Regions from separate parts of the Mus musculus genome. Here regions 1, 2, 3, 5 and 6 are each linked to region 4. A link is a loop called in an ENCODE intact Hi-C map of the cell type or tissue named here. Cell type or tissue: heart. All regions are shown on one strand. Each heading gives the region's core, and the rest is flanking DNA. Links, peaks and the distances in the headings are about the cores only.

Region 1 (4,957 bases), core at 435-4,434, 95 kb after region 4:
AGATTCCTTTCATTTTAAAAAATAAAAAAGTCCTTAAGTATCCTTTACGGACAATACACGCAAACTTAAATTAACTGTTCACTTGAAGTGCCAATTAAGTCTGTATTGTACCTGCTTTGGGACACTGACAGCTCTTTGGCTGCACATTCTTGATCCTAAATATACATTAGGGGTATATTTGATGTCTCCGATCCTGCTTGTAGCTGACATCGATGGATCTGGTTTTTTTGCGTCGTTTTCACCCGGACTCTGCACACAGAACAGAAGAAACATCAACAGGGCTTCGCGCAGCGCTGAGCGCTTCCGCCCCAGCCAGCGGAAGACCACGCCCTCTCCTCGCGAGAGCGCGCGCCTGCCCAGGAAGTCTGGCTGGCGGAAGTGGAGCGACGGAAGCCACAGTTGCTATGGAGCTCGCTGAGGACTGGCTCGTGGAGTCTTTGCGATTGTAAATTGGCCCGTGGGCGGGTCTGATGGGCAATGGGAGAGGGCGCGTGCGGTTGTGGGCTCGTGGGCAGTGCCCAGGCACGGACCGATGGAGGTCCTGACCCCCGGCCTCTAGCTCTGGGACTCTGGGTCCTTTGTAAGCAAGTAATGTGACCAGATCCGCGCATGTGAGGGCTGATAAGGCACACATGGCCGGTTACCCTGGGCCGGATTCTAGGTTAACTTGAACACAGGTTTCTCCTGATTGTTCACCTCAACTTGGGGAAATCAACTTTATGGGAGTTCCGCAGGTGAGGAACCAAGGCTTGGTTCCTTATGGCCAGCCCGGTCTCATACACCAGGGAGGAAAATGCAGAAGAAAAGATTCAGCCCCATGTTTACCTAACTCCAGAGCCTGGTTCCACCAGTCCTTCAGCGATCTCCCAGTTCTTGGTTAGCTGTGCGTCGCGTGATTTTTGTAACCCTATCCTGCAGGTACCAAGACTTCCATGCATTTGACCTCTCAGGAGCCACTCGAGTCCTTGAGTGGATTGGTGAAAAAGGTAATATATCTTGCCTGCTACTAAACGAGATGCGTTTCTGCCTCATGGGCTGAATTTTAAAGTCTGAGCCGCTAGGGAGACCCATTCAACTTCCATCCCCTGACACAAGGCTACTCAGAGAATGGGGAAGGTATTGGGAGAATTTATAAATCCAGCCACGATCCACGATATTTCTAACTCTTTGTCATAGTTACTGTTTTATTTCAGGAGTCTTTGTTGCTGGTTATGAAAGTTTGAAAAAAAATGAGATTCTTCATTTGATACTACCTCTCAGGCTCTCTGTACAGGAAAACCAGGTAACTTAAATAGAGAAGCTGATTATCTGTGTCAATTTATTATGCATTTCTGGAGTGCCTGTTACTCTGCCTGACAAGTACCTGGGGCTGCCACAGAAGGAGGGGGGGGGGGCGGGCGGCGGCGTGTGCAAACCTTTAATCCAGGCACTTGGGAGGCAGAGGCAGGTGAATCTCTGTGAGTTTGGGGCCAGCTTGGTCTACAGAACGAGTTCCAGGACATCCAAGGTTACACAGAGAAACCCTGTCTCAAAAAAAAAGAAAAACAAAACCAAAGTCTAGAACAAGGCCCCTGTGCATGGGGATGAATGCCAAGGACAAGCAGGTGGTCGCAGGAGAGCTGCTACAGGCAAAGAGCAGTCTTACTTTATCAGAAATAGACGTGGGCTGGAGAGATGGTTCGGGGGCTCAGAGCACTCTGCGCTTCCAGAGGATCTGCGTTTGACTCCTGGCACCCACATTGCAGTTCACAACTTGCTGTAACTCCTTTCCAGGGCATCCAGCATTTGCAGGCAGGCAAAACATCCGCATACATAAAATAAATTTTAAAAATGTAGAGCCTTGAGAAGTAGTCAGTGGTGCAGTGCTCACAGAGCATCTTAGTCCCTCACAGACAAGAGATGAGGGAGCCATGTGGATGAGTAAGGTCGCCTGGGATGAGGGAGCAGGATCTGAGGCGGCAGGGCAGAGCCTTGGGGAGCACATTTAAATGATGCGGAGAAAGAATAGTCTTTGAAATAGGGGGAGAGAATGTGTGAGTGTAGCTAGTGGCTGCTCCTAGCCAGCCAGGGTTACACAGAACTTGTCTCAAAAAAAATAAAAAAAAAAAAAAGAAGAAAGAGAGAGAGAGGAAGGAAGACAGACAGACAGATGTGCCAGGCAGTGGTGGCGCACGCCTTTAATCCCAGCACTTGGGAGGCAGAGGCAGGCGGATTTCTGAGTTCGAGGCCAGCCTGGTCTAGAGAGTGAGTTCCAGGATAGCCAAGGCTACAGAGAAACCCTGTCTCAAAAAACCAAAAAAAAGAAAGAAAAAAAAAAGAAAGAAAACAGATGTTCTTAATAGAGTGAACACTTGTTACATGGTTGTTTTGTCTTTATTGCTAGAAAGACCCACCTTGCTTGTAGTGGGAGGGTGAGTGGGTTGGTGGTAGTAATCTTTGCATTCTTGGGTTAAGCTGTTTGTCTTCTGTGTCTTCCTCTAGGAAGGTGTAAACTGTTTTTGCCCCATAATCCAAGGGCTAGGACAGACTAGAAAAAGGCTTGGGGATAGGCAGGAGGGAAAAAAGAAGCTGACCACGTACGTAGATATTTACACGAGTAGATGAGCCCTGCCGAGGTCCAGCCGAGTGACTTTGATGCCTCCTTCCCTAGTGCTCATCTGGAAAGCAGGTGCTGAGCAGGGCGTGGTGGTGCATGCACACCCTTAATCCCAACGCCTTTTTTTAAAAAAGATTTATTTATTTATTATATGTAAGTACACTGTAGCTGTCTTCAGACACTCCAGAAGAAGAGGCCATCAGATCTCATTACCGTCGGTTGTGAGTCGCCATATGGGTGCTGGAATTTGAACTCAGGACCTTCAGAAGAGCAGTCAGTGCTCTTAACCGCTGAGCCATCTCTCCACCCCCAATCTCAGCACTCTATTTTGAGGCCGACCTGGTCTACAGAGCAAGTTCCAGGACAGCCAGGGCTATACAGAGACCCTGCCTAGATAAGCCAAAAATGAAAAGTCTGATTGCCCCACCCCTCCGATTTTTAGGGTTTACACCCAGAGAGGGACTTCAAAGTACGCCATGGAGGATTTTCAGACAGATCTGTCTTTGACCTAAAGCATGTGCCAGATACCAGGTATGGCCAGTCTGTGTCCCAGACTTTCATTCTCTGGGGATGACAGGAAATGCTCTGCAGCATCTGTCTTTATCAGCATGCCCACTTCTCAGGATACAGACATAGGTGGGTGTACCTGGGGCATCTGAAGAAATTGTTAGCTTAGCAGACATTTTGACTAGTAGAGCCTACAAGTCCGTGCAGTTGCTCCAGGGGCCAAATGCAGACTGGAAAAGCCCTCTGAAGCTTGTCTGAAAGCTGACAGACGCCACAGAAGTTCAGGTTTTAGTCGGGGTTCTGTGTTCAGGCTTCCTACTTGTGACCTTTCTAGGTGACCATCATGACCTGTGGCAGCCTGGGCTAAGTCTGTGGCTTTCTTGAGTTGTGATCCTGTCCCTAAAGCAGGATGAGCCTGCTCATGTGTTGGACGAGGGCAGCTGGTCCCAGGGCTCCCAAGTGGGCTAGAGAGGAAAGGCTGCTGTAGGGAGGGCAAGCTTCCATGTCTGCTCTTAAGATTCCCCGTCTCTCTGGAACAGGTTGCTGGTGACCAGTGGACTTCCAGGGTGTTACATACAAATGTGGCAAGTCAGAGAGGACAACGGTGAGTAAAGTTCACGGGGTGGAAGGTGAGGTTTTAGGAAAGTGACTCACACACTCCTGTCTCTTAGCAGAGCCAGGAAAAAAGCACTTAAGCCAGGGGACAGCACAGTTTCTGTCTACTACATGCAACCAAGATGAGTTAGCATCCATAGTGTAGCAGACAGGCCTACTAGGGCCTCCTTGAACTTCCTCCAGGAGTTGAGTTTACCACCCCAGCTGCTGGCAGAGCACCTAGAGAGCCAGGACCTCCCTGCTGGACGTGGGCAGAGGACGGGCTGAGCTAGAGCCACTGGGGCACTCAGCTCTTGGAGGAGGTGGCGTAGCGGTCCCTTCCTTTACAGTGTGCTAGTTCTAGAGAAGGCAAGTCACAAGTGAGCAAGACGCTCACTGGCAGTTTCTTGCCCAGAGATCACACTGCTTCCCAAGGGACACAGAGAAGGAGCAGGAGGTGTTGATTCTGTCCAGACACCAGAGCATGTATCTCCCTGGCTTGATGCAGCCATTCATCCCATCCCTCCTCCAGCGAGAGACATCTCCCAGCAGGAAGTGGCCTGCTGCCTCCTCACACTGCCTCCCACTGCCTCCCACTGTCAGTGTCAGCACGGTGGGTGGTTGTTACTTCTCCCAGGCTTGGCTGCTGCACAGCGCTTTCTCATGTGCCCTCACCACTTGCCTGCGTGGTCGTTCTCAGTTCCTTTTGTTGCTTACCTGTACATGGGGTCGGTTTTTGTTGTTGCTCCTGGGTGTTTTTCGTTGTTGATGCTGTGTTTTGATGTTTCAAGGCAAGGTTTCTCTGTGTAGCCCTGGCTGTCCTGGAACTCACTCTGTATACCAGGCTGGCCTCAGAGATTTGCCTGCCTCTGCCTCCCTATTAAAGGCTGGGTGAGAGTAAAGGCATTCCCCACCACTACCACTAGCTTATTGCTGCTGTTTTAATGGTGTATGCTTTACCTATCAAGTGATTTTGGCACAGCTCAATGACTTTTAAAGATAATTTGTCAAGTTTTACAGCCATCACTGTAAACCAATTTTAGGACATTTTTCATTGTTCCCATAAAGATCTGTCAGGCCATTTACTATTAATCTTACTCCTGCCCTTGCTCAGACATTATTAATGTATCCTCTCTATCATGGGCTTGCCTATTCTGAAAAGCGTCTCACCAGTGGAGTCTCTGTTGTACTCTCTGCCCCTTAGCCGATGCTTTTTAAGACTGTCCGTGTTATGGCGCCCATCGTGATGTGTTCCCTTTT
Region 2 (4,957 bases), core at 475-4,474, 140 kb before region 4:
TCTCGCTCCTCTCAAGCTCCTGCTGAAAACTACGAAATAGAGAAGGAGGGAGAAGCTCCCTGGGCACGTGAGAGATAGGCTGTTAGGGGAGAAGGGAGAGCCTCACCATGGACACACGGTCTGTGTTATTACATGAAGGAAAGGCAGGAAGTTTGTATGGACCAGGGACATCATTCGAAGGGCGTGCAAGTGACCAGTGACAGCAGGCATCTGAACGTGAGTGACTGAGGGCCAGGGCGTGAGGGACATTTGCCTCTTGGGTTCTTCTTCCCATTGGAGTGTTTGTCCTGCCTGTGTGTTTCTTTTCAATAGTTCAAATGTGTGGCAGAGTTGCTAAGACTATGGGAATTCTCTGTCACTAAAAAGTGGGAAAGATGGGTTGGAGAGATGGCTCAGCTGCTAAGAACACTGACTGCTCTTCCAGAGCAGAGGTCCTGAGTTCAATTCCCGACAACCGCATGGTGGCTTACAACCACATTCAATGCCCTCTTCTGGTATGTCTGAAGACAGCTACAGTGTACGTATATACATAAAATTAAAAAAAAAATATTACTTTTTAAAAGTGAGGAAGTTGGGCCAGATGGTGGTGGTGCACGCCTTTAATCCCAGTACTCAGGAGGCAGAGGCAGGGAGATCTCTGTGTGTTTGAGGCCAGCCTGAACTGCATAGTGAGTTTCAGGACAGAGAAATCCCGTCTAGAAAAACAAAGAAAAAAAAAAAAAGCAAGCTGAAATATTAAAATATCATGAGCCAGGCAGTGGTGGTGCATGCCTTTAATCCCAGCACTAAGGAGGCAGAGACAGGTGGATTTCTGAGTTCGAGGCCAGCCTGGTCTACAGAGTGAGTTCCAAGACAGCCAGGACAGAGAAACCCTGTCTTGGGGGGAAAAAGAAAGAAAGAAAGAAAGGAAGGAAGAAAGGAAGGAAGGAAGGAAGGAAGGAAGGAAGGAAGGAAAAGGAAAGGAAAGGAAAGGAAAGGAAAGGAAAGGAAAGGAAAGGAAAGGAAAGGAAAGGAAAGAAAAGAAAAGAAAAGAAAAGAAAAGAAAAGAGAAAAAAACTCAAAAAAACAAAACATCACAAAAGGGAGTTAGCTAGTTGGCTCAGCCAATAAGGATGCTTGATGCCAACCTGGCCACCTGAGTTTCACCCCTGGGACCCACATGGTAGAAGGTGGAGCCAACTCATTGTTTTCTGACTTCAGCACTGATACTGTGGCATGTGTGTGCCTGCACTCTCACACATATGCAGGCACACACATGCTGAATACATCCTTTAAAACAGCAAAGAAGGCACTACTCCCAAACACTTACACCCCTGTATGCCAGAGCTGTGAGGAATTTGGTTTTCCTTTCCTTTCCTTTCCTTTCCTTTCCTTTCCTTTCCTTTCCTTTCCTTTCCTTTCCTTTCCTTTCCCTTTCTTTTTTTCTTTCTTTCTTTCTTTCTTTCTTTCTTTCTTTCTTTCTTTCCTTCCTTCCTTCCTTCCTTCCTTCCTTCCTTCCTTCCTTCCTTCCTTCCTTCCTTCCTTCTTTCTTTCTTTTTCTTTCTTTCTCTTTCTTTTCCTTCCTTCCTTTTCTTAATTTGCCCATTGGGTAAAAGGGTCTAGGGCTGAGAGGGAACTCTGGGTGGGGACTGCATTTGGAAGCTGGTTCATGAGAAATGCAGTTGAGACTTTCAAGATAGCTCAGCAGGTAACGGCTTGCTACCAAGCCTGATGACCCAAGATCTACCCTGGAGAACCCCACAGGGTAGGACAGAAGCAGCTCCCACAAATTGTCCTCTGACGTCCACGTATACATCGTGTCACACACAACACACCTCCCCAACGCATACCTAGAAAATTAATTAATTAAAAGTAAAAGAAAAAAAAACGGTGATGAGGTCCAGTTGAAGCAACAGAATAAACAGCACTCACAGAAACCCGCTGAAGTGTGCAGAGCAGGACCCTGCAGCCTGCATGGCTAAAGAGAGAGGAGCATAGTGTCTAGGAGACCCAGGACACCAGTTAGAGCGGCTAAAAGGAGAAGGACAGAGGCCATGCAGGCACAGCCAATCATATTCGGGAGCCTCAGCACTTTGGCAAGACAAGTCTTGAGACAGACAGAGACTATGGCACTCAGGGCAGGCCTGGCCAGGTAAAAACAGTGTCAGAGGGAGGATGTGGACACAAACCAGAAGCCAAGTAACACTGAGAGGGAGCAAGAGACCCAGAGATGGTACCAACAGGCAGCACTTCTGGGAGGCCAGGCTGGCAGGGAGGGCCGAAGGGCAGGAGCTGGTTATTGTATTTTGAAAAGGGAGCGTCTTGCACAATCTCTCAGAACAAGTAGATGGTCCTAGGTGGCAGCAAAGATCTGCTCCCACAGCCCAGCTGTGGGGACGAGAAAGAAAAGAGCGGTGGACCTTCCCCTCCCTCTTCCCACCAACACCACAGGCCTCTCTAGACTTGCTCCACTTCCCACCTATTGCTGTGGCTTGCCTGCTGCTGGGGACATCACATGACAGGGAGCATAGATACTGCATTCAGAAACTCCGTTCCTGCCTTCTAACCCCTCCTTGCTAAGGCTTGGAGCTGGAGCTGCTCACAGCTCCGGGGGTGACGTCATTCTGCTCTCCCAGAAGCCAGATGTGAGTCTACTCAGCTGACGCGGTTGACTCTGTGAGGGACTCCAGGGCAACTGGCTGGCTACAGCCCCAGGCTGGAGCTAGGAGGACATGTCCAGGATGGCAGAGTGGGCATCGGAAAGTGTGTTCTAACTGTAGGCGGAGGCTGTTGGTGAGAGGGAAGCTTCATTTGGGGAGAAGGAGTGAATGGTGACGGAGGAAAGGGAAGCAAGGGGGTCTCTAGATGGCTCAGTGGTAAAGCATCTGCCTAGCATGTGTGGCGCAGGAGCTGCAGCACCACGAAGATAAGGAAAAAAAGCACAAAGGAAAATGAGAAGAAAAGAAGGGAGAGGAAAGGAGGGGGCAGGAGGGGAGGGATAGAGGGAAGGGGGAAGGCAGGCAGGCTCCAATTTTCTAAGGTACGTTATGTTATAATGTCCCCGTGGCAAGTATGATCTCACAGCCCAGGAACCACCTCTGGAGAGCCTGGGGTGGTACACAAGCAGTGTGTGTAACTCAGGGCAGTGCTACTGAGGAAGGACTCTTAACTCCTACTATGTGCCTGGAAGGAAGTCCTACTGTGTGTCAGATACTCATTGCTATGTGCTGGCTCACTGATCCTCAAAGCAACTGAGGTGGCTATCACTATCTCCCCTTAAGCAATGGGGTACACTGAGGCTCTGAGGTGCAGGCCACCCATCCAAGGTCACACAGTTGAGAATGGGCAGAGACCACTCAGATGGCTGAGGCATCTGCTCTGGAGAAAGCTTGATTCTCTGCATTCAGGGCTGTGTGTGTCCCTGCTATAGGCGGAATTGTCCAGATTGATGTGATAAAACCAAAGCCCGGGTGACAGGCTCAGACGAGCCATCAGGAGGTGAAGCCCTCATGAATGGGGTCAGTTCCCCTTATGCAAGAGGCCCCAAAGTGCTCCCTCTGTCTTCGAGCACGTGAGGATGGGAGAGGAGTTGACCGTGACCAGGAAGAGGGATTCCTGATCAGAACATGACCCTGGGGGCTCTCTGCTGTCCCTTCCAGCTGCTAGAGCGCTAAGGAGTGGACTCCTGTTGTTTGTGAGCCAGTATGGCTATAGTTTTTAATAAGAGCATCCCACACTCTGAGGACCACGGCTCCAGAGTCTCCACTGTGCCACACCCTTGGAACAACTTCATCCTGCCTGGAAATCAAACCCATGCAAGCTGGCTCTCCTTCCTCCGCCACCCCAAGTCCTTCCTTTCAGCCTTGCCCCTGTCTCTGCTCTCTTCCCACCCCATCTCTGAAAAGAGGACTGTTTACCTGAGGGGATTAAGGTCTGCCTTAGGCAGGTACCCCCAATCTCTCAGGAGATAAAAAGGGGTTTTGGTTTGTTTGTTTGTTTGCTTGTTTGTTTTTACCTCTGGGGCTCCTCAGGAGGAGCAGTTGAACACTGCTTAGCTGAGCAGGTGGGGCCTGTGCCAGAGGCTGGAGCCCGCCATTGTGAGAGGCAGAGGGAGTGTGACCCTGGGTCAGCCAGACCCAGCAAGAAAGCAGGAGCTGGGCTGTAAGGAGGGGGGACTGAGGGGTCGGGTGGAAAGTTACTAGAAGGGAGATGGAGCCAAAGCAGGGGTGGGACAGGGGTGGGAGGGTGACTAATCAACCAGATATAGCCAGGAGGGGGAGGACACTACATGGACTGTGCAGAGCTCTGGGCCAAAAAGAAGCAGAGGACTAAAAATGTCCCAGGGTGATTCTACTTCCTGGAGGGAAGATCATTTGGACTAGGTCCCAGCAGGAGACAGCCTAGGTCTAAAATCTGCAGGAGCTCAGGGAAGGCTTCCCAGTGTGGACACTGGCCAGAGACTCAGACCAGAGTCTGAGAGGCATGGAAGAGCCTTGAGTTCAAGTCAATACCCAACAGGGTCACCCTACCTTAAGGGCAAGTCTCAAGACTGAAAGAAAAGTGTTTGTGATGTGGTGTGTGTATGTGTGTGTGTGTGGGGGGGCAGTATATAGTGTGTGTGTAGTGTGTGTGTGGTATGTATGTAGTGTGTGTGTGTGTGTGTGTTTTGTATGGTGTGTGTGTGTGCAGTCTGTGTATGTGGTGTGTGTGTATATGGTATGTGTGGTGTATGTGGTGTGTACTGTATATGGTGTGTATATGTGGTATATGTGTATGTGGTGTGTAAGTAGTGTGGTGTGTGTGGTGTGTGTGGTGTGTGTGTATATTGTGTGTGTGCAGTGTGTGTATGTACAGTGTGTGTAGTGTGTGTGGTATGTGTATGTGGTATGTGTAGTATGTGTGGTGTGTGTGTGTGTGTGTGTTTGAGTGTGTATGTGTGTGTCTTGTAAAGGCTGCGTTGACTTACACACTGAGATCT
Region 3 (4,957 bases), core at 657-4,656, 130 kb after region 4:
GACCTTTATCTCTCATCTCAGGAAACTTTCCAATCCCTGGAATAAACAAGTGAAAGCTGTGTTTCGTATGCAAACGGAGCTCCAAGAATAGCCCTCCGAGTCCTCAGACTGAAATTCTGGAGCTACCACTGCACATTGGTGAGGGATCTAAAAGAGCTAGGATCTTGCTGAGTGCTGCAGGGAGCATAAGAGACAAGCGCCATCTCCTAGTCTGTTCAAAGACCATTCTCTGTACACACACACACACACACACACACACACACACACACACACACCACAACCACCAACACCACCAACAGCAACAAAACCCTGACACTACTCCAACCTCCGAAGGCTCCCACCCTCTCCCTCTGTGGTTCTGTCTTACCACTGTGCCGAAAAGTCTGGGTCAGGTCTTCCACCAGGGCCACTGCCTCCTCACTGCTCTCAGGCCGATGTTCTTGCAGCCAGGCCTGAATTTCTCTTGGCAGCACAGTTAGCATCTGCTCCTTAGTGTGCACCTCTGGCCTCAGCCAGCGCCGACAGAGCTCCCGAAATCGGACAAGAGCACCCTGGGGTCCCTCGGCTGCGTCCTCCTCCTGGGGGCTGCCTTTTCCAGCACTCTGGGGAAAGGGCTCAGACTCAGGGCCATCCTCCTGCAGCACTGCTTCCTGCACCCACGCGTCATCCTCCAGGATCATAGTGGTGACCTCTGCCTGTTCATCTTCTTCTTGAGGTACCTGAACCAAAGGGCTGAGGGGAGTGCTCACTGCTGGCACTTCGGCTGCCATTGTCCAACTTCCTGGATGGTCACGAAGGCTTCAAGCCTAACACCTGTCTCCAGTCAGGCTCTCTGAGAAGGCCGTCTTTCCTCCAATCTCAACAAGAAACACTGCTGAGAAACAAGGCAGAGAACCAGAATCACTAAGGAAACTGCTACAGCCATCTCATAGCAGCCTCCGCATATTTAAAACCAACAGAGGCTTGTTGCCTTACTTCTAAAAGCAGTGACTCTCTATGGCAAAAGGAATATGACAGCCCATCGTGGTGGCGCACACCTTTAATCCCAGCACTCGGGAGGCAGAGGCAGGCGGATTTCTGAGTTCAAGGCCAGCCTGGTCTACAAAGTGAGTTCCAGGACAGCCAGGGCTATACAGAGAAACCCTGTCTTGAAACACCCACCCCCCCCCCAAAAAAGAAGAAATATCACACACACACAACATTGGTCTGATATCACTATTCAAATGCTAAATACTGGCCCCCAAGATCTGGTTGCACGCAACTAGAAGGTCTCATATACACCAAATGATGCTCTGTAAACCTTGCCCCACCCCCCAACTTATCCCAGCCAATAGAGATGACTGGGCAGAAGGCAGGGGGTGGAGCAAAGGTTCCCAGGCTTGGGATCTGAGGTAGAGACCATGAAGAGAGAAAAAGAAAGAAGGAAGTGGCCATGGGGGAGGTAGTTCATGAGCCCATGGCTATAGGGGCTGGCCTGATGGAGTAGAAGCGGCCCAGGCAGAGCATGGCAAGTGATACCTTGGGAGGTAGACAAAATAGCCCAACTTTAATGCTTTTAAGCTTATTATGAATCTACAGGTTTCTGTGTCTTTTATCTGGGAACAATATGGTCTGAAGTGGGGTAGAAACACCTAGTAGATATTTAAAGACAACAAGGGGATATAGCAACCCAATAATAATAATAATAATAATAATAATAATAATAATAATAATAACTACCACACACATACACAGCATTGCTCTTTTCAGAAGACCAAAGGAAGAGTAGTGGGATGCAGTGATCTGGGCTGAGAGAAACAGAACTGACATATCCTACCCTAAGTCAGTTCAGACTCCCTTCAGAGACTGTGACCTAACAAAGAGGTTAGTCATTCAACCTCAGTGACCACTTAATGAATAGATAACACTCATCCTTATCATATGGAACATCATAGTGATTACTAATGGATCGCATGTCAAGGTGCCCCCAGCTTCACTACAAGTCATTAGTGCTATATTTCAAAGGAGGTTGCCCTCAGATAATCTCCCAGATCCCAGAATCCAGGACTCCTCAAGGCCCCTATATAAAATGGTGTACCAAATACCTTCAATCATCTCTAGACAACATATACTTAAGTGTAAATAATATGTAAACAGTTGGTATGCTGTACTGTTTGGGAATAATAACGAGAACGCTCCTACATGTTCAGTACAGACATTTCTGTTTATTTTTTTGCTTCTGAAGCAAGATCTCATTATGTAGCCCACGCTGGCCTCGAACTCCTGACCTGCCTGTCCTGCTTCCTGAGTGCTGAGATTACTGCCTGCCCAATTCCTTTTTAAATGAACACACATGGGGATCATTGCGGGGGGTGGGGGTGTGGGGGACACACACCTAGATCTGAGTAGTAGCTCTACAAAATATTCAAAGCAGTGGAATTAAAAACTATTTAAGTATTATGAAAGCAATGAATATTTATTTTTAAAAAATCATTACACCATAGAATCAGATAACATGCCCTCCCCCATGAAAATAGCAAAAGTTAAAACAGAACAGCAACAACAGAAAGAAAACTGAAGCTCCCAATGTCAATTTGTCCAAAATGACTACGTGAAACACAAATACATCGTAATTCTTCCTGGACATCCCGGGAACACTGAACCTAGACAGCTTATTAGCTAAGCCTGGCTCCGACACGCCCCCTCAGAACCTCAGTTTCCCCACCTGGTCAAGGAGGCGGCTCGGTGGGATGTCGTCGAGCATCCCTTCCCAGTGTAAAGCCTGCGTTCCTAGGCTGCGCGTACCCAGCGCTCTGGTGTGAGCGGAGCCTCGAGGGCTCCGAAGAACCAGGACGCAGAGCTGCGCGTCCAGCCCGTCGGGCGCGGACACCGACGCCCCTCCCCCAAACTGCCCTGAGCTGGCTCCAGGCCCGTTACTCGCTGTCTCTCTGGCTGTTCCCCGCGGGGCGCGCGGCTCCTGACCTGCCTCTCCCGCTCGCCTCTCCAGGGACCAGGTCCTGTTCCCGCTATCTCTCTGAGCGCAAAAGCACCCCACGGTCTGGCCCGGCCCGGCCCGGCCCCTCTGGATTCACCTCAGCTCAAGCCCAAGGGGCACAGAGAACAATGGACGGGAGAGGCCCGCCCATGGCCACTCTCATTGGCTGTCCACAACAGTTCCTGAAATTCTGCTCCACTATTGGTGAAAACTGCGTCCAGATGGGCGTTGGGAGGGAAGTTCCACCCGATGCATTGCGGGAAATGTAGTTTACCCAGAGACGGGGGGGGGGGTGGTTTGTACCTGAGCGAACAGAGGGTTTGATAGCCGTAAGTAATGCCTCCGGATCAGAGGCAGAGGACGACCCAGGACTAGCTGTCTGTCTTCTAGTACTGCCCAAAGCTTTCACCTGAGACAGATAGTGCCAATTCTCTAAAGCTCGCGTGTATTTATCTATAAAAAATGAAAGCTGGGTGAATGTATCAGTCTTTTTCAGCTGAGAATTGAGTGGCAAATGAGCCCTCGAGAGCCAAAAGCTGACTCTAAGCAGAGAAGAAATCTGCGCAATCAAAGTTCCTCTTGGCCCAAGTTCGCACCTCTCCTGGAAATTTGCAGCTACGCACAGGCATTTGCACTCCGGGGTTGCACTCCCCTTTGTTTTCACACGTGGTATTCTTGCGTCTTCACGAAAGCCCCGCCCCGCTCTTTCTGCTTTGTAAGTCCTAGTCTATAGTCGGCTCCTTGGAACCTGCCCTACAGTTAGGCAAGAGGTTAGCTCTGGGAGGGAATGACCACCCAGGCACCCTAAAACAGGACACAAAGGACAATAGTGGTCCTTCCAGATGGGTCATCTCAAGGTCCCCAAAACAGGATGTAAAGAACAGCAATAGATGGTAGTGGTCTACTAGTTGGCTCAGCTTCAACTGGCTTCAGGGTATCTCTAGATAAGAGTATGCATGGAGTGCCTGCTACCCCTTCACCAAGTGAACTTTTCAGCTTTGAGGGCACTTAAGCCCCAAGACTGGGTGAAATGAGCTTCCAAGAAAAGTGTGCCACTTTGTTTTAGTGCCCGCCTTAATGGAGGGACAGGGAGAGGATAACAGATAAAGGATAAATCTAAACCCACTTCTGTCCCCGACACAGCCATTCCTACTCTGTACGGATTGCTCTCTTCCCAAAGAGCATACAAACTTTTACTCCCTTACTCGCTCTAGTTAAAACCCTTGACTTGGGGGCTGGAGAGATGGTTCAGTGGTTAAGTGTGGGAAGCCGTTGCAGAGTGGCAGTTGCAGAGTGGCAGTTGCAGAGTGGCAGTTGGCTACTGCTGGCCACTACACATACATAGGCAGTGAAGGTTCTTTTGCCAAGACAAGTTAACCAATCAGATGTGAGACACACCTCTCCTAGGCCTATGTAAGCAGCACCAGTTCTGGGCTCAGGGTCTTTTCGCCTCTACAATCAAGCTCTCCCAATAAACGTGTGCAGAAGGATCCTGTTGCAGCGTCGTTCTTCCTGGCCAGTTGAGCGCGCGTAAGAGTTAAGAGCACTTGCTGCTCTTGCAGAAGACCCCAACACCTACATTACAGCTCACAACAGTTTGTGGGCCTGGTTCCATGGGATCCATACTAAATAAAAACAAGAGAGTAACTACCTGGACACTCAGGTAGGAAATCTAAGGGAGAAGTGATAAACAATATCCTCCGTGGTCTACGATAAAATGCACCTTTACCCACTGAGCCATCTCGCTGACCCAGGAACTGTTGTTTTCTCATTTTGTCGTTTGCTTTCTCGTAGTCTATCAAATGAAAGAATTTGAATGTTGGAGAGATAGTTTACTGGTAAATAGCACTTCCTGCTCATTCAAAGGATCCGAGTTCAGATCCCAGCACCCGTATGGGTGCCTTACAACTCCCTGTAACTCTGGCTCGCACGCGCGCGCACGCGCGCACACACACACACAAACATACACACAGCAAAATAAAT
Region 4 (4,957 bases), core at 530-4,529:
TGCACCTAAAATAAAAATAAATTTTAAAAGAAGTAAAGTCCTGTAGTGTGACTCCAAAGCCAGAGAGCACTGGAATCAGGTGGGCCAGGTTTAAATTCAGCCATGTTACAATTGCACGGTGGACAAAGCACCTCACCCTCTGAGCTTGTTTCCTAGTAAAATGGACATGAGAACCTTGTCTCCTAGGGTGTAGAGTAGTAAGGTAATATACACAAAAACCATTCCCATGGGTTCTCCCACACAGCAGACACTCAGAAATGCTACCTCATTTTCCCTTCCTAAAAGCTGTAAAGACCTTACAGAGGACAGGATGTCCCCTATACTTGAGCTGTTAAACAGAGAAGAAATCCTTGCCTTATCTAAGTCAGAACAGAGCTGGGGCCAGGGGCCTTATAAAATGCAAATACTCCTAATTACCCTAAGCTACAATTCAAACTAAAGAGGGAAAATGTCCCCCCTACACCACAGGCCTGGGTGATCAGACAGGCCCAGCTCTCCACAGACCTTTATCTCCCCTCTCCCCTCTCTTTCTTCCTCTAGCCTCACGAACCTCTTTCACTTCCTCCAAGTTGCCAAACTGAGTGCTGCTCCCCACATGGTTAACGCTTAAGCCTTCTTTGGGTCATATGGTGCTTCTTCAGGGAAGGCTTCCCTGAGCCCCCAATTCAAATTATTCTCTTTCCTCATCTTTTTCCCCCTTGAACTCATCAGAGTTTATAAATTTGATGTTGCCATTTCCTTCAGAGTATTGTTCTAAAAACTACTCTGGGGCTAGGACTCAGAGGAGAGGCAGAGTCTGTGCTTAGCAAGACTCTTACTAAGGCTGGACTGATTTCCCCCACTGCAAAAACAAACCACCAACCTGCAGCACACACACACACACACACACACACAGAGAGAGAGAGAGAGAGAGAGAGAGAGAGAGAGAGCTGGCTCACACATAGAGCCCTTCTTAGGGCCTCTGCCATTGTAATATTAACTAAATCCTCACTGAGCCTAAGAGTGATGGTTATCCCAGCATTCAAGAGGCTGAGGCAGGAAGATCTAGATAGGCCAGTCAGGAAGACATAGTTAAACTGTATATACAAAGAATAAAACAAAAAACTGCCACCTCCCTTTGCCTCAGATTCAACTCTCTTTCTTTTCCTCTTCCCTGTTAGTATCTGGTTCTTTGTAACACACTCCGTGTTTACTAGACCCTGTCCTTACTGTCTTCCCACATGTTAGAAGGAAAGCTGTACAAGGACAGTTAGTTTTCATTGCTCGCCACATGGAAAACATGTATTTGTTGACAAATATTTTCTTATTTCTGGACTTTGTCTCTAGGTCAAGATCTCCCACACTAAAGTGGAGGTATCTTTCTGGTTGACACAGTATCTCCAAAACCTAGTTCTGTCATGGCGCATACTACAAATACTCAGAAAAAAAAATGTTTTCAGTTAGGCATGGTTGCCTGAAGTCCCAACTACGGGGGAGGTTTAAGACCGGAGCTTGGTGGCCAACCTGGTTAAAAGTGGAGATGGGGGGAGGGGTAATGAACCAAAGCCATCTTCAGTGGAGCTGTAGAAATGGTCCAAAAAAAAAAAAAAAAAAAAAAAAGCACCAGGCTCCTTTCTCTTTCCCACTGTAATGTACCTGTCAGTTTAGCAAATAGACTTCTGAAGTCCCACTCAGCACCCATCAGGCCAAGCACATTGTGTGCTCAGCCGGTGTACACCTGACACAATCACACTCTAGCTCCTACACGAGCACAGGCCACGGGCAAACCCTGGTCCAAACCCATTTTACCCACCCGAATCCCACTCTCCTAAAGCAGAAACTATCTAGGCTTGTCCTGGCTACAAAGCATGCTCCCTGGGTGGGCCTGTAGGTTGTTTCAACCCTGGACTTTTAATGTCACCTCTGGTCTGCTCGTAAAAATAGTTAAAAAAAAAAAAAAATACCTGACCACCTCCAATAATCTTAGGTTCTCAAGAGCAGGCATACCTAAGGTCATACGGACCCCTCCCCCTCACAAAAGCTGCTTCAAGGCCAGGAGGCCATCTGTCCAGCAGACGCTCTCCTGTCCTCCCCCTCCCCGGGTCACACGGAGCCTTTCCCCACTAGCCCCTCGGTTGGCAGGAAGAGACCCCGCAGAGAAATCAGTTCAAGCCTGATCAACAGGCCTGGTCACCCCCCCCTAAGCACCCCAACTCTGGAGGAGGAAGACTTGTCTGCCCCGGGAGAAGGAACCCCCGGGGTCAGAACTTGGGCGAGGCTGAGGGGGAGACTGAGGGGCGCCGAGGAGGGCCGATGTTCTAAGTGTCTGCCCAGTGACGGCGCCAGGTCCTCGCGCGGCGGGGACCGTGGAGCTGACAGGGCGTCCCAGCCTGGTGAAGTGCACCGTTATCCCTGCCTGGGCCGGGGGCTCGGCGGGCGGCCGCCTGTCGCGCGCGGGACGACAGCGGAGTGCCCGGGCCGCCCCGATCGGCGGGCGGCGGCGGCGGAAGGGGTCCGGGCCGGGGGCGGGGTAGGGTGGTGGCCAGGGCCCGCCTGGCGGCGATCGGGGGAAGTGGCTGCCGCCTGGGGCGGCGGGCAGGGTCCACCAGGCTGCAGGGCCGGGCCGCGGCGCGGGCAGAGCCCGCTCCTCTCAGACTCCCCTGCCCGAGCTGGAGCGGCCCGGATGGTGGCCTCGCCCCGTCCAGGCGGCGGGGGGCGCTTACCTGGCGGCGGCGGCGGCGGCGGCAGCGACAGGCCCCGGGCTCGGCCGCGCGCGTCCCCAGCGCCGGCTGCGGGAGCCACAACATGGCGACGGCGGTGGCGGGCGGGGCTGCGGCTCCGGGGGCGGAGCGGGGGCGGGAGCCGGGCTGGCGGCGGGACCTGGCTGAGGCCGCGGGTGGGAAGGGCGGGCGGAAGGCGACTCGGGCCTGGGCACCGGCCAGGGCGGTGCGGCTATAGAGCTGCCCCGGCCCGGCCCGGCCCGGCCTGGCCTGGCCCGGCCCCGCGCCTTCCGCCTCCCTCCCGCCTCAGGCTGGTGCGACCCTGGCTACGCTGACTCCGGGGAGGGGCGGGGCGAGGACGGCGCAGGCAGGACCGGGACTCCGACCTGGGCTGGCTCCCGCCGCCCTTGGCGCGGCCTCTCCCGGCCACCTGGGCCCGGGAAGCTCGGACGCGCCTCTGAGGCCTCGGTGCGGCCCAGGCCGCCTGCCGGAGGGACGCGTTGTACCTTCGCGGCTATGGGCCGACCGGACGCCGAGCGCCTCAAGAGCTCGGAAGAAGTCGTCTTCGCGGAGAGCTGGGCGAGTCGGGCCTAGGCAGCACTGCTAAGTGAAAGGAAGCAGGAGGGCAGTGGGCCTGGGCACTCAGGTGCGCCTTAAATGGCTACTCGTCGCAGGATGGAAGGACATGCTTGCGGGCGCGGGGCGCTCAGACGTGTTACCTCTGGGGGAGCCAAGGGACGCTCGGAGAGTGGAATGGAGGTGGAGGGGTTGGGGTGGAGGGAGCTGATAACCTCTCAGGGTGGACTGGCAATTCGCAGGCTCACCAGGGAGGCTGTGACTCCAGGGCAAGAACTCGGAGAGGCGGCCGACAAAAAAATTACCAAGTTGACCCGCAGGACTTTCCAAGAACCTGGAGTCCCTTGGGGACGCGATAGTAAGGCAGCAGGGTCGGACGGTGGGAACTGGCAGGCCAGTTCTGGTGCCAGGCAGGATTGCTAAGCATGAGCAAATTCCTCCCGAAGAAACCAGGAAAAAGCCCACACTTGGCAAAAGGGCCAGAGCTGACATTCAGCTGAGTCTGCTGTGTGCCAGGACCCGACAGAACCCAACACCTGCATGAGGAGTGCGGTAGTGATGAAGGAGTGAAGGCAGTTACGAGAAATTATTCTTTCCAGAAGTTTGGCAGGGAGAGGAAGGGAAAACTAGCCTCCATCTTAAGAAGGAGTAAAAAGAAAGGTTTGTTTCATTTGTTCCAGTTTGAGAGAGAGCGAGAGCTCAAGGAGCCAAAGACAGAGTCATTTATAGTTTATATCCCAGAAAGATGGGAAATGGGGAAGAGGAAGTCCAAGGAAAAGGCGTGTTGTCCAACAAGATTCGAAAGATGAATAAAGATAGAAATATTTGTCCCGTGCGGTAGTGCATGTGTGTAATCCCAGCTCTTGGGAGAATGAGGCAAGATGATTTTGAGTTCAAGAGCAGCTGGGGTTACACATTGAAAGACCGCCTTAAAAGCCAAGAAAGAAAGGATCTTGTTTATTTGAGGCAGGTTTTCTCTATGTGTAGCTCTGGCTGTCCTAGGACTTGCTCTGTAGACCAAATTACCTTCCAACTCCAGAGACCCACTACCTCTGCTTTGTGGCGCTGGGATAGAAGGTATGCACCACTATGCCTGGCAGGACTTTTTATTTATTGTAAGTTAGGGAGGCATGCAATTTTCCACAGATGAGCTACCAGGATAATCCTAGATGGTATCCATAAACAGCTAAATTCTCTGTCTTTAATCTCTGGCTACAGTTGGTTCAAAACCCCATACTATGGTGGCATGAATCCCTGTAATCTCGGCATTCTACTCCTGAAGGTGGGATAATCAGGATTTTAACGCTCATCTTGGTTTTATGTATATATCCACCTTGAGACCAGCTTGAGCTACAGGAGACCTTGTCCCACCGCCGCCTCCCCAAAACACAAGAACAAAACCTGTACCACTTAATAGAGAAAATGGCATACTCAGCAAATCTGATATCTGTAGAAGTTTCTGAGGTACTTTCCCCCCCTAAATGTCTGTAGTCCCAACTTGTTTGTTTTGTGTGCATTCCTGTGTGTGAGTGGCGGTCAGACTCAGGAGTCAGTGTTCTGCTTCTGCCATGTGAGTCCCAGAGATTGAACTTGGGTCATAAGGCTTGGCAGCAAGAGTCCTTGTGCACTAAGCCATTGTACCAGCACTATCCCTAAACCTCTTGTTGAAAGAAACAAAACAA
Region 5 (4,957 bases), core at 668-4,667, 63 kb before region 4:
AGAGCTAGTAAAGTCCTCAAAGGACCCCTTCTTTGTTTCTTGGGCTCCATTCACCTCCACAGGAAGTCAGTCATTTGAGGGGCAGCAGACTGTGCAACCCATCCTCCAACATAAGTCAGACCTTTCCATAGTGCTGGGAACTGTCCCTCCCCCAGCCTGAGCTCAGCCCACTTCACAATCCCTTTTTGGCCATAGGCTCTTCCAGAAGCCAAGCAAACCTGGCTGCTCTGGTCAGGACCCGTTTGGGTCTGTAGCCAGTTGGCAGGGGGTGGAAGAGTACAGGGGAAACTGTCCCAAGTCCAGGGCTAGAAAATCCTTTCCCACTGCTCCTACCCGGAGCCTTCGGATACCCAACAAGAATAGTCGTCTTACAGCATCCCCACTAAGGTCCAAGGACTCAAGCCAGACAAACTTTTCTCACTTCCCGCCCTCTGGCTGATACACTATAAAAATGTCTAACACAAGCTCATCCAGGAAACATCCCCAGGTCCAAGCCTCCAGCCTTGTTCCTAACAGCTCCGAACTCACTCCCCTCTGCCTGGCTTTCAAAGCATCCTTTCTTCCCTTCCTCCACTGCAACATCTCCAAGAAGAATCCTGCTTCCTTTTCTTCTCTTTGTTCACTGCTATTGACAAAGGCCAGATGCAGAAAGAAGTGATACCCAGATAAATCACTTAGCCTAGTGAGATAAGCGATAAGTCACAGTGACAAGTGAGAAGCACGAGGCTCTCACAGGGCAGGCTGCTTCACTAAGGAGCACAATAAATGTCCACATTTCCTTGCAGCATTCCACAGAGCCAACAACTGGGGAAATGGTGCCCTACCACAACCCCCAGCAACCCAGGAGCCTGGGTGAGTTTGACTTAGTCACAGTACCGGCCCTCAGTCCTACCCCAAACACGTGACACCATTTGCCGAGTTTTATGCAGAAACAGGTTCCGGTTACATTTGAACTTTTCCAACTCCAAGGTCAATAGGACTCTGACGATCCAGGAAGTGCCCAGGGCTTCTTTTCCTGACTGTCCTTCGAGCCTGTATGTATTTATTCTCTCTCTCTCTCTCTCTCTCTCTCTCTCTGAGCGGAGAGCAGAAGTCTGTAAATAGTGTCTCAGAGAAGCAAGTTACGCAAGCTAAATTTTGGTGCTAAGAAGTAACAGCCTACTCCAAGGCCCACCCTGTTACATTTCCTTTTGGAAAATGGGCTCAGGAGCAGAGGGAAGCTGAGCTGCCCACAAGGGGCAGGAAGTTCCTGTCTCCGTGTCTCCAGGGCGATGCACTTGTTCTTGGGTGTCTGCATCTTGTTCTTAGAGTGTCTTTTGCAAGGCTTGCCTAGTGTCTGTGTATCCTTTGCAACTAGGGATAACCTAGCTCCTAAAACAAAGCCTTCCAATGTCTCTTTCTGCAAGGCCAATAAAGGGTTCACCAGTCCCACCCCTCCTGTGCCAGTTCAACCCCTACTGGGTCCCACTGGGCAGGGCAATTGACTCCTTCTGAGCTTCAAGCCACAGATCCTCCCTAGATCCCCAGACAAGGCCAACAAACAGCCACCTCCTGGCACCTTCCTCTCAACCAGACACAACACAGTGCAGGAAGGCCAAAGCCCTAGGCCCAGGGGAGGAACTTCAGTTATCACAAGGCCGATCTCGGACTCTAAGCTAAACAGCCTCTAATGGCTCCCCCCACACCCATCAACCAGCAGTCCCCTCCTTTGAAGCCTGAGGAATTTCAGCCACTCTGGATCCCCTTATCACTAACTGTGGAATTCAGCCCTGGGGTTAGCTTGGTGTGGGCGAGGGAGATAAGGAAAGGGCCCCTGTAAAATCACTCCAAACTATGGCCTTTCCCCTCTTGGGCCACACATTTGAAACCCTGGGGCCCTCAAGGGACCAAAAGGGTACCAAGAGGGTCCTCAGGGCCTTAGGGTTGAGAAAGTTTGAGGGCCCCGGTTTTACCCAGGCCTCCAGATTTCAGAGTGCTTTTGAGAGCCTGGCCACACCCGGCCACCACCCAAAGGACAGAGCAGCCTGGGGCAACCCAGGGCCCTGGGCGACTCACCTAGCCTCTGGCCGCACGCTAAGCAAGTAGCTGCGACTGGCTGGGCCGGGCGTCCACACCGGCCCGTCGTCCTCGCTATCTCCACCAGCTCCTGCTCGACCACCCAGGCCCCAGCCCCGGCCCGCGGCCCTCCGCGACCCCATGGCACCGCAGCCCCTGCCTCCAGCCCCGGCTCCTGCCCGACTCTGACGCGCGCCCCTATTTATAACCCGGGGCTGCTGTCACCTGCTGCTGTCCCTCCCCCGGTTTAGGCAGCTACTCAGCCTAACCCGGGAGCCAGGGAGGCCTGCAGAGAAACTCCGTGAATGCCGACCCAGAGACAGAAAGAAAGGGTCCTTAGAACCCCAGCCTCCTCACAACTTTCTTCTGGCTTTCTTTCAGTTTTTAGAGAAACAAGTAGAACGAGGGTAGAGAAGAGTTCCTAGGGGAGGAGAGCTTAAGATAGATCCTGAAAGGGGCCACACTGACAGCCACCAGCCAGTGGTCTGTGGGCCACTACTTAAGACATACTCTGTCACCTCTATCAGTGACCTCCCTCTATCCAAAGGAGCCCAAGATTCCTGGGTATACATTGTGTGTCTCCCCCAAACCCTTAGCAGTATCTAGCATAGATTAGTGGTTCATCAAAGGCTTCTAGAATAATCCAACCTCTTCCATCCCTTCAGGCTCCATTTCCTAAGGTCAGAAAATGGGCCAAGTCCTAATGCTTAGAAAAACGATTCTATCCTTCACCGTTCCCAGAGCAAGCTGCTAAGCACAGCTTAAACCTGGCGCTTAGTTTTTGGGAGTGACCACAGTGGGTTTATCTGTCCCTGACCACAGACCTAACCTGGGCCAATCAAAGGTCTTCACCGAAATATTTGTTTATTCTCTCTCTCAGTCCTGGCTTCAAGGCAATTGCTGAGACTACAGGTGTGTGCCTTCATTCCTGACTTACCAAAACACTCTTTAAAAAAAAAATGCATTCCCTATATTTTCTTTTCTTTCCTGCCTCTAAGCTCTCCTTTGCTCTCCTGCTCACTCTATTTCAATTTCATGGCCTCTTTTTCTTTAATTCTTGTTACAAATATTTCTTTAATTGTTGTTACACCACACACACACACACACACAACCTGCCCAGTCTGTATAATGTTACGTGTGTGTATATCTTCAGGCTGACCGTTTGGTACTGGATAACCAGTTGGTCTGCTTCCCCTTGGGGAAGACTGTTTCTCTGGCTCTCAGCATTCCTTAATTGCCTATAGTTATTTGTTTAGGTTTGAGGCCCTGTGAACTTTCCCTGTTCCATGACAGCACGGTTACTTGTATCATCCCTCATCAGGTCATGTTTAGGCAGCATGTCTAGGTGTTGGTGAGACTTCATGTATATAATTTCTGACATTTCTAGGAGATACACTGTTACCGAAACTTCTTGTTTCTACAGTCTTCCCCCTTTCTCTTCAACAATGATCCCTGAGCCTCGGGTGGAGGAGTTGTGTTGTGAGCACACGCCCCCATTCATCTTTGTTCTTGAGTCTTCTGAAGATGCATGCCTTAAGATCCCTCTAGCTTCAGTACCAGCTTTTAAATATTTACCAACTGGGGTCACATGATCTCAGGCCTCAAAGAGGCTTACAAAATAACTAGATAGACTAATACGTAAGACACTGCAAGGGGCAACACGCAAGGGCAGAACTAGAGAGAGGGGCATAAAAGCATAAAGAAACCGAGTGGTGAGTTTCGGTTAGGAAGGAGATAGAGCTTAAATGTGATTTTAGAAATAGGTGCTCACCAAGTAGACCATGGGGGAAGCACTATTCCAGATGGAGGAAGGCGTGTGCATAAACACAGGAGACATGCAGCCACTCAAGTGTAAAGGAGACGGAGAGGCAGAGAGCCAGTCACTGGACAGGGGTCAGGGCCTAAAGGGCTAATTTATTTAGCACACCGTGGGACTAGTCTAAACTGTTTCAACATGGGTCCCTGTTTCTCTATATTTTCTAAACTTCTAAAGTCCTCTCCATGGAAAAAGCAAAATCTTTAAAATTTGGGAGAGAATTATTTTATGTATATCGGTGTATACACACAGCAGTCTATATGTCTGTGTACTGTGTGAATGCAGCACCCATGAAAGCCAGAGGGGACATTGCATACCCTGGAAGTGGGGTTATAGATGGTTATTAGCCACCATGTAGGTGCTGGGGATGGAACCCAGGTCCTCTTGAACAACAGTCAGTTTTTAACCACTGAGCCAACTCTGCAGCCCAGAAAGGCAAAAAAGGCCCTGTTTGTTTGTTTGGTTTGTTTGTTTGTTTGTTTGGTTGGTTGGTTGGTTGGTTTGGTTGGTTGGTTGGTTGGTTGGTTGGTTGGTTGGTTTGGTTGGTTGGTTTGGTTGGTTTGGTTGGTTGGTTGTTTGGTTTGTTTGGTTGTTTGGTGGGTTGTTTGGTTGTTTGGTTGTTTGGTTGGTTGGTTGGGTTGGTTGGTTGGTTGGTTGGTTGGTTTGGTTGGTTGGTTGGTTTGGTTGGTTTGGTTGGTTGGTTGGTTTGGTTGGTTGGTTTGGTTAAAATTCATTTTCTTCATGCTCCCTTTCCTTTTTGTCTAGAGTTTTCCCACCTTCTGTCATCTGACGATCTAAACAGGCTTTTTACCTAAGTCCCTGATGATGGGGTAAAGCTAAAGATGGGGTGTCAAAGAACTCAGGGATGGAGAGACAGGGAATGTCTTTGCTCTCAGGTTTACAGCCCAGCAACAGAAGAGAGAGGATGTAAAGTGTTGTCCAGTGTGGACGAGCTTAGCAGTCCAGAGACTCACTCAAATTCCCAGAGCAGTTGTGTGACCTTGGGCCCTTGTATTTTCTCAGTAAAGGGGAATAGGCCTTTGACTTATGATCCTTGAGCTTATGGTTGTTCATTCAGAATACAAG
Region 6 (4,957 bases), core at 606-4,605, 350 kb before region 4:
TTGTTGGGGTCAGCATGCCTAGTTGAATGACAATGGTGTCAACTAGGGTAAGGTAGGCGTGACTGTTTTTGTTCCTTGGCTAGGGGCTTTGACATTTCCTGCTTGAACACCACAGATGTTGCTATTGAACACCATTTTCAATCTGATAGGTTTTTAATGTTTACTCTGAGTCCTAGAATTGAAAACTTGCCTTTGTAATTAGTTCTGAGTATTTGAGGCTAGGCTACCTCATGAACATATTTTGTTTCTCCCATATAGCATCTGTTGATAACTCCCTTTACTAGAACATATAAGAAGGGATTTTGCCCTCAGATGAGCAGCTGTAAGGAAAACTCAGCAAGCATGGGGGAGTTGCCTCCGCAGGTGTTCAGCAGGTTTGCCACTATGCTGAGCTCAAGGTTTGCATGGGGGTGCTGGCTCCTGGGTGCTTTGTAAGGGTAACACTCTTGGCATAAACTAGATGGCAGTGTCTACTTTAGAGACTCCAGAGTGTCCCCAGAAACAATTGTGTTAGCAGTGCTGGGGTGAGAACATATGTTGATGCAGGGTCCCTATAGAATCCATGACCCTTGACAACTGGCTCTACTGTAAACTGAGTCTAGATGAGCTTTGCTAGCATAAAACTTGTAATCAAGAAAGCCCTGTATCTTTTATTCTATCTTACATTTCTATCACACATTTCGTATTAAATGCTCAATTAAGTTTAAAAACAAATCACTTGTCATGGTGGGCTGGCTGCCTGTGAGCTAAGAGTGGCTTTTGTTGGGTATGTTTAATTTCAGCACTAGGGGGAGACAAACAGTTGGATCTGACATCCAGGGCTAGAGATTCTCAAAACTGCCCCAACCCCCAATAATGAAAGGGCTGGGCAGCTACTCGATGGGTGGTGTGCTTGAGCATAAAGACCCAAGCTGGGGCCACTAGCTCACACGTGGAGCCCAGGTTTGGCTGTGTGCACTTGTAATCCAGAATTGAAGAGATGGACTGTTGAGGAGCCCTGGGGTTCTGAGTTTGGTGAAAGACCGAGTTGGAGCCTAGAAGATAGTAGACCTCAAAAAAGAAATACTGTGTTCTTAGCAGTATTGTTGGAGTGAACATCATGAAGCTATGTCTTCTATGTGAAGTCCACTATGTCTCCAATGTTGGAAACTTAACCCCCTATGCAACCATGTTGAGATCTGGGGCTTCAGGGGCTGCTTCTGCTACTGCTGGAATGAGTCTGTTATGAGGGGGCTGTTAGGGCAAAGTTGGCCATCTTAGTTGTGATTTGTTGCTGTGATGAAGCAGTGACCAAAACCAAGTTGAGAAGGGGTTTATTTGGCTTACACTTCTACATCTTAATCACTGAAGGAAGCCATGATAGGTGTGCTTACTCACGTGTTCTCATGTTTCTCTCAATTTTTGAGACAGGGTTTTTCTGTATAGTCCTGGCTGTTCTGGAACTATCTCTGTAGACCAGGCTAGCCTCAAACTCCAATCTGCCTACCTCTGCCTCCCAAGTGCTGGTATTGAAGGTAGGTCTGTGCCACCATCATCAGGGACTTTTTCTCTATTGAGGCTCCCTTCTCTCAGATGACTCTAGTTTGTGTCTAGATGACATAGAACTTGCCAGCACACTTCTTTTGCCAATCTATGAACACAGTATATTTTGATTTTTTTCAACATTTTATAATTTTCAACAAATCCCAGAGTCCAGGCCCTCTTAACAACAGTTGGACCACTATCATGATTTGCCTCAATTAGCCTCACATGGTAAGTAAGCTCCTCAGATATACCAGTACACTTACTTATTCCTTCTGTGGCTGTGTTAATGGTCTCACCGGGTAACCCTGCCTGCCTTTGCCTTTGCCTTTGCCTGCCTCTAGCTGAACCACCACACCTGGCTTATTTCTATTTTATTCCTGTGTGCAGTCTATTTGGCATTAGAGACAATGGTGGATTGTGCAGGCTAGTTTTAAGTCAACTTGACAAGCTAGAGCAGTGGTTCTCAACCTTCCTAAAGATGCCACCCTTTACTACAGTTCCTCGTGCTGTGGTGACCCTCAGCCGTAAACTTATTCATTGCTACTTCATAACTAATTTTGCTACTGTTGCTACAATATAAATTTCTGATATATGGCCTCTATGAAAAGGTTGTTTCAATCAAGGGGTCACAACCCATAGGTTGAAAACCACTGAGCTAGAGTAACCAGAAAGGAGCCTCAATTGAGAAAATGCCATCATGAGATCTGGCTGGAGGCAAGCCTGTAGGATATTATCTTTATTAGTGATTAGTAGAGGGGGCCCAGTCCATTGTGGGTGGTACCACCCCTGAGCTGGTGGTCCTGGGTTCTCTGAGAAAGCAGACTTAGCAAGCCAGTAAGCAGCAACCGTCCATGGTGTCTGTATCAACTCCTGCCCTGCTTGAATTTCTGGCCTGACTTCCTTTGATGATAAACAGTGTTACAGAAGTCTAAGCCAAATAAACCTGTCCCTCCCCACAATAGTAACTCTTAAGACATGGACTTTGACCACTTAGCCGGGAACAAATAGAAAAAGAACTGTAGATGGTTAAAGCTAGAGGGCCTGCCATTGTACTTTCAACACAAGCGCTGCCTTGGATGGATATTTGCATGAGGTGTGTGTGTGTTGGCTGCACAAGTGTAGGTGCAGTGCCTGCAGGAGCCAGAAGAGGGCAGCAAGTCCTCTGGAACTGGCATCGCAGGTGGTTTTCAGCTGCCATGTGCATTCAGGAACCTAACTTACTAGGTTTTCTGCAAGAGCAGCCACTACTAACCGCTGAGCTTCTAGCCTTCTAGAGTTATTTTCTTTTTTTGTTTTTTTTGAGACAGGGTTTCTCTGTGTAGCCCTGGCTGTCCTGGAACTCACTTTGTAGACCAGGCTGGCCTCGAACTCAGAAATCCGCCTGCCTCTGCCTCCCAAGTGCTGGGATTAAAGGCGTGTGCCACCACCGCCCGGCTACCCGAGTTATTTTCTTAATGAGTGTACTTGATATTGTAATTAATTGTCATATAACAAGTGATATTAACATAAGCCTCTTTTTGTGGTTTGTCGAGACAGGGTCTTACTATGTAGTCCATCCTGGCTGTCCTGGAACTCACTGTAGGCCAGGCTGGCCTTGAACTCACAGAGGTCTGCCTTCCAGTGACGTAATGAAAGGCATGTGCCACCATACCCACCTCACAAGCCTCTTTTAAACAGTTTAAAATTCTTGTTTCTGTCTGGAATTATTTTCCTCAAGAACTGTAAGAAACAGACAGTGGAGAACAGCGGTAGCTTTGTAGGGCCAGTCGGGGACTGTCAACATTAGATGTAGCTTGGGTCTTTGTTCAATGTGATCTGATGTCTCTCTACAAGTACAGTGTGGTTGTGTCCCAGGGCCACCTTAGAGTCTGTTTTATCCAGAGAATGATCTGGGGTAGCTGCGCTTTAAGTTTATTAAGCAAGCAAAAGGAGAAGGACAAATAGCAAGCAGTGGGAAATGACATCCGCAAGCCAGGAGCTTAAAAGCTTCATTAAGGCAGCCAGCTGGAGTGTCCAACTGAGAGTGGGGGTGGGGGGGAGGGAGGGAAGGAGAGAGAGAGAACCCGTGGCAGGTAGGCCAGTGTTTCCCCCAGGCGGGGATGAACTGGCGCGGTTGCTGTACTCCAGGGGCAGTGTTTTCATCACCCTTAGCTGTTTGCCCTCCTTAGTCCACATTACAGGGCCAGGGGCCAGCCTGCCCAGGATAGGGAGTCTTGGAGGACTCCTAGAAGAAACAGGTGTGAGTCTGAGCTGAGAAGGTCTAGCTCACTCTCAGCAAGACCAACAGTACACGGCAGTTTCTGTTCTCTTCCTGTAACTGGCACAATGTAGCAAGGTTAATCCTTACATAATCCTGACTACTCTAAGTCTGTATAATCCTGTGGATTTATGGTATTGGAGGAAATGTATGTTAAAAGCAATGTTTCCAATACTCCTCATAAAACCACCGGGAAGGAAAACTCGTTTTCTAAAGCTTTTCCCTGTTGAAGGTCCCACCCTGCCTCTAGGCAGTGAACTTGAATCAGGTTCAAAAGATGGGTATGGTGGTACAAGCCTGGGACCCCAGCCCTTGTGAGGTGGAGTTTAAAAGACAAAACAAAAACCAGACAACCAAAAGGCTCTGTGGCTGGGCCTTAGTTCAGAGTGCTCACCTAGCATGCAGGGAGGCACCGCATAACCCAGCATGCAGGAGGCACCGCATGACCCGCACAGCAGCACTGACTTCTGACACATGCACATTAACCCGGACGCCTCCGGCCAGCTGACTCACACACAATTCCAGGCCTGCCAGGGCTAGATATCGAGTCGACTCCATCTCTAGAAAAACAAAACAATTCTCAACACTGGAGAGGGAGAGGAAGGAGGGTCAGAAATTTAAGGCTAGCCAGACAGTGGTGGCGCGCGCCTTTAATCCCAGCACTCGGGAGGCAGAGGCAGGTGGATTTCTGAGTTTGAGGCCAGCCTGGTCTACAGAGTGAGTTCCAGGACAGTAAGGGTGCACTAGCGTGTGGATACTCGTGTGTGTTGGTGCACTGGCGTGTGGATACGCATGTGTGTGTGGGGTGCACTGGCGTGTGGATATGCGTGTGTGTGGGTGCACTGGTGTGTGGATACGCGTGTGTGTGGGTGCACTGGTGTGTGGATACTCTTGTGTGTGTGGGGTGCACTGACTTGAGGTTGAAGTTAGGAGCCTTCCTCCATTGCTCTCAGCACTGTCTATTGAGACAAGGTTTCTCCTTGAATCTGGAGCTGCTGTAGGCGATTGGGCTAGCGGCTTGCCCTGCTTCTTGCTGGGATTACAGGCAGGCCCAGACCCGTGGGTCGGGAGTCCCAACTTTAGAATTATACATTTGCAAGTGCTTTTCTTTCCTTTCCTTTTTCTTTTCTTTCTTTTTTTTTTTAACATTTTAAAAGATTTATTTATTTATTATAT

The links. Peaks named below come from ENCODE experiments on the same cell type or tissue, not always from the same donor. Only the 100,000 strongest peaks of a DNase experiment are listed, where the experiment ranks them.
Region 1: a loop joins it to region 4, with 4 times the contacts of the local background. A loop is called at or near these places in 8 of 42 quality-filtered maps.
Region 2: a loop joins it to region 4, with 3 times the contacts of the local background. A loop is called at or near these places in 3 of 42 quality-filtered maps.
Region 3: a loop joins it to region 4, with 2.5 times the contacts of the local background. A loop is called at or near these places in 3 of 42 quality-filtered maps.
Region 5: it touches region 4 in a loop (1.9-fold over the local background); 3 of 42 quality-filtered maps call a loop at or near these places.
Region 6: a loop joins it to region 4, with 2.1 times the contacts of the local background. A loop is called at or near these places in 2 of 42 quality-filtered maps.

Annotation. Positions count from the first base shown.
Region 1 is chr7:80,896,673-80,901,629 of GRCm38, reverse strand. Wdr73 (WD repeat domain 73) reads left to right here and starts at 361. Exons shown (of 8, transcript NM_028026.2): 1 at 361-445; 2 at 919-986; 3 at 1,194-1,282; 4 at 3,039-3,127; 5 at 3,643-3,707. The coding sequence starts at 405. In heart, for the core only: no CTCF peak of the experiment used is centred there; no DNase peak of the experiment used is centred there; H3K4me3 peaks cover 1,119 bases; H3K27ac peaks cover 862 bases.
Region 2 is chr7:81,132,354-81,137,310 of GRCm38, reverse strand. All of the region lies in intron 8 of Slc28a1 (solute carrier family 28 (sodium-coupled nucleoside transporter), member 1), which reads right to left. Among named protein-coding and RNA genes, the nearest start is that of Slc28a1, 20 kb to the right of the region's middle. In heart, for the core only: CTCF peaks have their summits at 2,340 and 4,344; DNase peaks (open chromatin) are centred at 2,560, 3,200, 3,690 and 4,240; H3K4me3 peaks cover 649 bases; H3K27ac peaks cover 2,586 bases.
Region 3 is chr7:80,859,082-80,864,038 of GRCm38, reverse strand. It overlaps Zscan2 (zinc finger and SCAN domain containing 2), which reads right to left and starts at 3,108. Exons shown (of 3, transcript NM_001382511.1): 1 at 2,962-3,108; 2 at 368-874. The coding sequence starts at 770. In heart, for the core only: no CTCF peak of the experiment used is centred there; DNase peaks (open chromatin) are centred at 3,128 and 3,658; H3K4me3 peaks cover 2,146 bases; H3K27ac peaks cover 1,717 bases.
Region 4 is chr7:80,991,508-80,996,464 of GRCm38, reverse strand. Zfp592 (zinc finger protein 592) reads right to left here and starts at 2,781. Exons shown (of 10, transcript NM_178707.4): 1 at 2,703-2,781. In heart, for the core only: CTCF peaks have their summits at 2,563 and 3,199; a DNase peak (open chromatin) is centred at 2,984; H3K4me3 peaks cover 4,000 bases; H3K27ac peaks cover 2,843 bases.
Region 5 is chr7:81,054,871-81,059,827 of GRCm38, reverse strand. It overlaps Alpk3 (alpha-kinase 3), which reads right to left and starts at 2,228. Exons shown (of 14, transcript NM_054085.2): 1 at 2,056-2,228. The coding sequence starts at 2,198. In heart, for the core only: no CTCF peak of the experiment used is centred there; DNase peaks (open chromatin) are centred at 874, 1,190, 1,597 and 2,217; H3K4me3 peaks cover 2,053 bases; H3K27ac peaks cover 3,182 bases.
Region 6 is chr7:81,337,624-81,342,580 of GRCm38, reverse strand. No RefSeq gene overlaps it. Among named protein-coding and RNA genes, the nearest start is that of Rps17, 5.1 kb to the left of the region's middle. In heart, for the core only: CTCF peaks have their summits at 781 (motif pointing right) and 2,660 (motif pointing right); no DNase peak of the experiment used is centred there.